Linked DNA regions of Homo sapiens: region 1 is linked to region 2. The links are chromatin loops, found by intact Hi-C in ENCODE. Cell type or tissue: PC-9. All regions are shown on one strand. Links, peaks and the distances in the headings refer to the core of each region. The heading gives the core; the rest is flanking DNA. Region 1 overlaps TNIP1 (TNFAIP3 interacting protein 1). Region 2 overlaps NDST1-AS1 (NDST1 antisense RNA 1).

Region 1 (2,909 bases), core at 278-2,777, 600 kb before region 2:
TAGAGGGTGGTTGTTAAACACAGATTGCTGGGCTGCAACTCCAGAGCATCCGATCCAGTGGATGGTGGTGGTGCCAGTGCCGCTGGTCCGGGCTGCTCCTTGAGCACCCCTGGTGAAGAGCACATGATTCAGTGCTTGGCAGACCTGGGTAGGTGCCGTGTCTGTCACTCTGGGCCTCTGCATCCTCACCTGTCAGCTCTGTATGACGTCAATGCTACCTCCTAGAATGGTGGGAATTAATGGGATAGTGTGTGGCAAGCACTCAGCACGGGCCACCAGTGTGGTAAGCGCTTGGTACAGGGTCGCTGCTATTATCGTTAATGATGCTAATCATGAGGCTATTGACAGGATTCCAGTAGAAGATGATGAGACTGGTTTGATTTTCTGTGCTCTGGATAACTTGCTGCTAAGGTTTGAATGTGTCCCCCAAAAGTTCATATCTTGGAAACGTAATCCCTCTGCTTCATGAATGGATTGTCAGCTCTGCCCTCATAAATAGATTAATGTCACTATCACGGGGTAGGGGGACGGGAGGTTAGTTATAAAAGGGGCCAGTTTGGCTAATACACTCTCTATTTCAATCACTCATTTTCTCCTTCTGTCTTCCACCTTGGCATGACCCTTGTCAGATGGTGGTGTCATGCACTTGGATTTCTCATCATCCAGAACCATGAGCCAAATAAACTTGTTCTTTATAAATTACCCAGTCTGTGATATTCAACAGAATAGTTGCAGAAAGCAGACTAAGACACTTGCCTTCAACCCTCTGCCACTTGTGGTCCATGCTGTGTCCCCTCTGGATGAGTTGTCCTTTGCTTTGTCTCAAACATCTGTCCCTGTTTGGAGTGGCGGAAACTCAGATGTGGGTGGGGCTTTGAAGACACCTGGCTTGCATTCCCTCAACAGCCCCAGTGCCCCTCTGCGTGACCCCGACCCCTGGGATCAGGGCGCTTTCCACCTCGTAGGCAGCCCCTTCCAGTGTTATTCCAGACTTCTTTCTTTTGTGGGCCCACATCAGCCCGGGTTCTTCCTTTCTCACCTCCATCATTTTCCCTCATTGCTTACCTGACCACTGTGAGGGAGGGGGAGAGGTTGAGCAGTAGCATGGTGTGGTAAGAGAGTGCACAGTGGCCACCAGAGGACGAGGTGTGCATTTCTTCTGTGCCACTGCTGTCCCATGTGGCTGTGGGCACGTCTGTTCGCCTTTGCCGACTTTGGTTTCCCAGCTTTAGAATGAAAATGTTTCACTCTCTGGCATCTCAGGGCATTCTCTTCCAAGTCTTAAAAACTCTATAACAACCAATGATTGGGTCACCCTCTCTTTGGCTCTGGCAGCTCCTGGTTTCCCTCTGGGCCAGGCCTTGCTGTGCCTGCCCTCCTAGATTCTTGCTGCTATGCCCCCACATGCCTGCAGTGCCTGCCCCTCCTATCCCTGGCCGTCTGTAGGGAGGGTATCCAGGCATCCTCCAGAGAGTTGCCACAGGAAGGCACAGGGCAGCTGGGTCCCCTTGTTTTGTGGGGGAGCACAGCTCCCAACCCCCAGAGAAAGACCTTGGCGGCCACCATGACCATTGTGGGAAGTTCTTGATGATTTTCCCATGACTGGCCCAGGACAGTCACTCTTCAGATTGGAATGGATGACTGGTGAGCAGCAGCTGGCTGTTTGTCTGAGGGCTGCTCTGGGCAGAGCTGAACTCTTCTCTCCCAGGGACCTCACCCTGAGGCTGTTCCTTGAGAGGCAGGAGCTCTGCGTCCTTGAGCACCTACACAGTGGACAAACCGGGCAGCCCAGGCAGGGGTGTGTGTGTGGGGTAGGTGGGTGTAGGTGTGTGGGTGCTGTGGGAGTTGTGTCACCAAGGAGTCATGCTGAGAGGCCAGGGCAGGTATGGGACTGCCCTATGAGTCAAGGGCCTTTGGCTCAGTCTCCACCCACTGGGCAGAGCATTGGCCAGGCTCTCTGTTGGCCTTCAGGCCACTTGTCCTTTGCCTTCGCTATAGTCAGCTTCAGCAGCAGACTTAGGAGCCCTGGTCCCTCTCCAGCCCACTTCTGTCTCTGCAGGTGCAACTCCTGCGTGATCTGGTCCTCAGGAAACTGGCAACATAGACTTTTAGAAAATATTGTCCTAAGCACATTAACACAGGAACAGAAAACCAAATGCTGCATTTTCTCACTTATAAGTGGAGCTAAATATCAGGTCCTCATGGACATAAAGATGGCAACAGTAGACACTGGGGACTGCTAGAGTGGGGAGGGAGGGAGGCAGAGTTGAAAAACTGTTGGGAACTATGCTCAGTACCCAGGTGATGGGATCACCCCTACCCAAATCACGCAGTATACCCAGGTAGCAAACCTGCACATGTACCCCCCGAATCTAAAATAAAAGTTGAAGCAGAAAAAAAGCAAACAATACAGTAAAAAGAAAAAAGAAAAATTGAAGGAGTCTCTCAGATACCGAGGGTAACACGCAGGCACCTACATGCTCACTCATCTGGTTTAAGAAATAACACATTTCCAATCAGTTGAAATTTCTCCTTCATCAGCCACCAACAAGAAACAAGTGTTCTGAATTTAGTGGGGTTTTTTTCTTGCATTTCTTTAAAGTTTTTTTTTTAATGTGTGCATCCCTAAATAATACATAGTATTTTTTTATGTTTAAAAATGTTATTTAGGCTGAGCGTGGTGACTCATGCCTTACTGGCACTTTGGGAGGCAGAGCAGGCAGGTGGATCTCTTGAGCCCAGGAGTTTGAGACCAGCTTGGGCAACATGGCCAAAACCCATCTCTGCAAACAATACAAAAATTAGCTGGGTGTGGTGGCGCATGCCTGTAGTTCCAGCTACTTGAGAGGCTAAGGTGGGAGGATGACTTGGGCTGGGAGGTGGAAGTTGCAGTGAACTGAGATCATGCC
Region 2 (2,909 bases), core at 190-2,689:
AGGAAGGAAGGAAGGAAGGGAGGGAGGGAGGGAGGGAGGGAGGGAAGGAGACCATCCTGGCTAACCTCATGAAACCCTGTCTCTACTAAAAATACAAAAAATTAGCTGGGCGTGGTGGCGGGTGCCTGTAGTCCCAGCTGCTGGGGAGGCTGAGACAGGAGAATGGCGTGAGCCCAGGAGGCAGAGCTTGCAGTGAGCTGAGATCACGTCACTGCACTCCAGCCTGGGCAACAGAGCGAGACTCCGTCCCCCCACCGCCCCCCCGCCAAAAAAAAAAAAACAGAAAGAAAGAAAGAACAAATGAACTTTCTCATTCTGTACACCAATTCCTTGGTGCCCCACAGCAGCCCTGAGAGGTAGACACAGCGGAGATTTTTTTCACCCGCATTGTACAGAAGAGAAAATGAAGCTTTGCCCAACCTGCAGGAGATCCCCTCACCTTGCAAAAGAGCCAAGCTGTGGGATCTTCAGTCCCTGGACCATTTAGCTTGACTAAGAGAACAGGAATGGAGGCCAAAAGATCTACAAAATGCTCACACAGAGAAGATGACAGCTTCTACAAATAAATGTCAATCAGTTCATTTCCCCTTTTACTGTGTTCATTGTAATGCACCAATTACAACCTGACAAAAGTAAAACACTGCCAAGCACAAGTGGTCTTTAGATGACCCTTATCATCTAGAGGCTCAAAGTCCCTTGAGGATAAGGCCTGGTCCAGGGCCCAGGGCTGAGTCCAGGCCTGGCGAGCAGAGTGCTAGGCTCAGGTGCCGTCAGGGCGGTAGGTGTGAAGGGCCGTCCAGGGATTGTTCCTTCCCATCCTCTCAGCTGCTGGTCAGAGGGGCTCTGCCCTGGACTTGCCCTCACCACAGGCCATTTCTCATCCACTCCTCCACCATCTGACCTCCTCATTCTGCGATTCTGATTCTCTTCATTTTAGAACTAACACTTTTGACATCATTCAAACCAAAACATTAGATTAACCCCCAGAAGAGGGGAGAGGTTCAAACGGACACTGAAAGGTTAAGTGGCTGACTCAGGATCCCAGTGTCTGCACAGCAGAATCCAAAAATGCTCCCAATGAGTGAAGCAGGAAGGGGTGGTTGAAGTTGCCTGGCCTGGAGGTTGTCTGCAGTTCTCCATGCCCATCACTCCATACACACACACAAGACCACTTTGTTTCTCTGTGTTATTCTCCTGTCCCTGAACACATCCAATTCTCCTTATAGAAATGAAGAAACTGCCGGGCACGGTGGCTCAAGCCTGTAATCCCAGGACTTTGGGAGGCCGAGGCGGGCGGATCACAGGGTCAGGAGATCGAGACCATCCTGGCTAACATGGTGAAACCCCGTCTCTATTAAAAATACAAAAAATTAGCCTGGCGTGGTGGCGGGCACCTGTAGTCCCAGCTACTCAGGAGGCTGAGGCAGGAGAATGGCATGAACCCGGGAGGCGGAGCTTGCAGTGAGCCAAGATTGCGCCACTGCACTCCAGCCTGGGTGACAGAGCGAGACTCTGTCTGAAAAAAAGAAAGAAAGAAAGAAAGAAAGAAATGGAGAAACTGAGGCCCAGGGAGTCAGAGGGGCCTGCCTAGACCAGCGGTGGCCAGCAGGTGAGCTGGGACTAGACCTGGAAGAATGTCTATTAGCATTCCCCTCTGCCTATCCTGTGTATCTTGGAAGCCGGTAAGGACTCCCAGAGTTGAGCCCAGATGCCATTCCTAGGTGCTTATAGACATACCAGCAGGGGGTGAGGGAGCAGTGCTGACCTGTGGGAAGTCAGCTCTGGGACCGGTGTGGTGGCCAGCCCTTGTCTGGGGCTCTCTGCTCCAACAGGCATGGACATTCTTATCATTCCAAGGCCCTTTCTTCACTCCAACCTGTCTGGGCTGTGTCTGGGGTGAGATGGAGCTGGGGCTGCGGGTGGGAAGAGCGAGGGGAATGGCAGGGATAAGCCCCATAGCCCACAAAGCATGCGGTCACACTCACTTATGCTCAGACTCTGCATGCCCCATACAAATCCCACCTCCCTTCTTCTGCAACTCGCCCTCCATCCAGTGCTTGGGCTCTGACATCAGACTGTCTTGTGTTAGAATCAAGGGTCAGCCCTCAATTACTGTCATTTAACTTGGTTTCAATTGTTTATTTGCAGGAGGATAATAGTATTTACCTTATAAGGTTGTTGAGAGGATTAAATGAAATACTAGGAAATTGCTTAGCACTATGCCTGGCATAGTTTTTTGTTTGTTTGTTTGTTTGTTTGTTTTTGAGATGAGTTTCGTTCTTGTTGCCCAGGCTGGAGTGCAATGGCACAATCTCGGCTCATTGCAACCTCCGCCTCCCGGGTTCAAGCGATTCTCCTGCCTCAGCCTCCTGAGTAGCTGGGATTACAGGCGCATACCACCATGCCCGGCTAATTCTTTTTTGTATTTTTAGTAGAGACGGGGTTTTGGCATGTTGGCCAGGCTGGTCTGGAACTCCTGACCTCAGGTGATCCACCCACCTTGGCCTCCCAAAGTGTTGGGATTACAGGCGTGAGCCATCACATCCAGCCAAACTATAGTTGTTACTGTTACTTTTACCTAATGCTCCCCTATAGCTCACTGGGATATTCTCATTCTCTCTCTCTGTCTGTCTCTGTCTCTCTCTCTTTCTCTCTCTCTCTCTCTCTCTCTCTCTCACACACACACACACACACACACACACACACACACACACACACACCCAAGGCTAACCTCCAGGCTGCCCTCAGTCACTGACCTACGTGGCCATCCTGTCACCCTCTGACCCCTCTATCCAGGCAGGCTGGGACTGGGTCATGTGTCCAGCATTCCTTCTGCCAAGAATGCCTCCCCCCAACCTCATCACAGTCCCAGCACCCCTTTCCTTCAAGTCCCAGCTCTAGTTTTACTC

Evidence for each region. Hi-C counts contacts between places; a loop is a spot of excess contacts. Peaks named below come from ENCODE experiments on the same cell type or tissue, not always from the same donor. Only the 100,000 strongest peaks of a DNase experiment are listed, where the experiment ranks them.
Region 1: a loop joins it to region 2, with 3 times the contacts of the local background. A loop is called at or near these places in 2 of 110 quality-filtered maps.

Annotation. Positions count from the first base shown.
Region 1 is chr5:151,074,837-151,077,745 of GRCh38, reverse strand. The region is part of intron 1 of TNIP1 (TNFAIP3 interacting protein 1); the gene reads left to right. Among named protein-coding and RNA genes, the nearest start is that of TNIP1, 4.7 kb to the left of the region's middle. In PC-9, for the core only: no CTCF peak of the experiment used is centred there; a DNase peak (open chromatin) is centred at 1,795; H3K4me3 peaks cover 898 bases; H3K27ac peaks cover 2,500 bases.
Region 2 is chr5:150,473,195-150,476,103 of GRCh38, reverse strand. NDST1-AS1 (NDST1 antisense RNA 1) reads left to right here. Exons shown (of 3, transcript NR_105061.1): 3 at 345-588. Among named protein-coding and RNA genes, the nearest start is that of NDST1-AS1, 11 kb to the left of the region's middle. In PC-9, for the core only: a CTCF peak has its summit at 1,724 (motif pointing right); a DNase peak (open chromatin) is centred at 1,793; H3K27ac peaks cover 2,383 bases.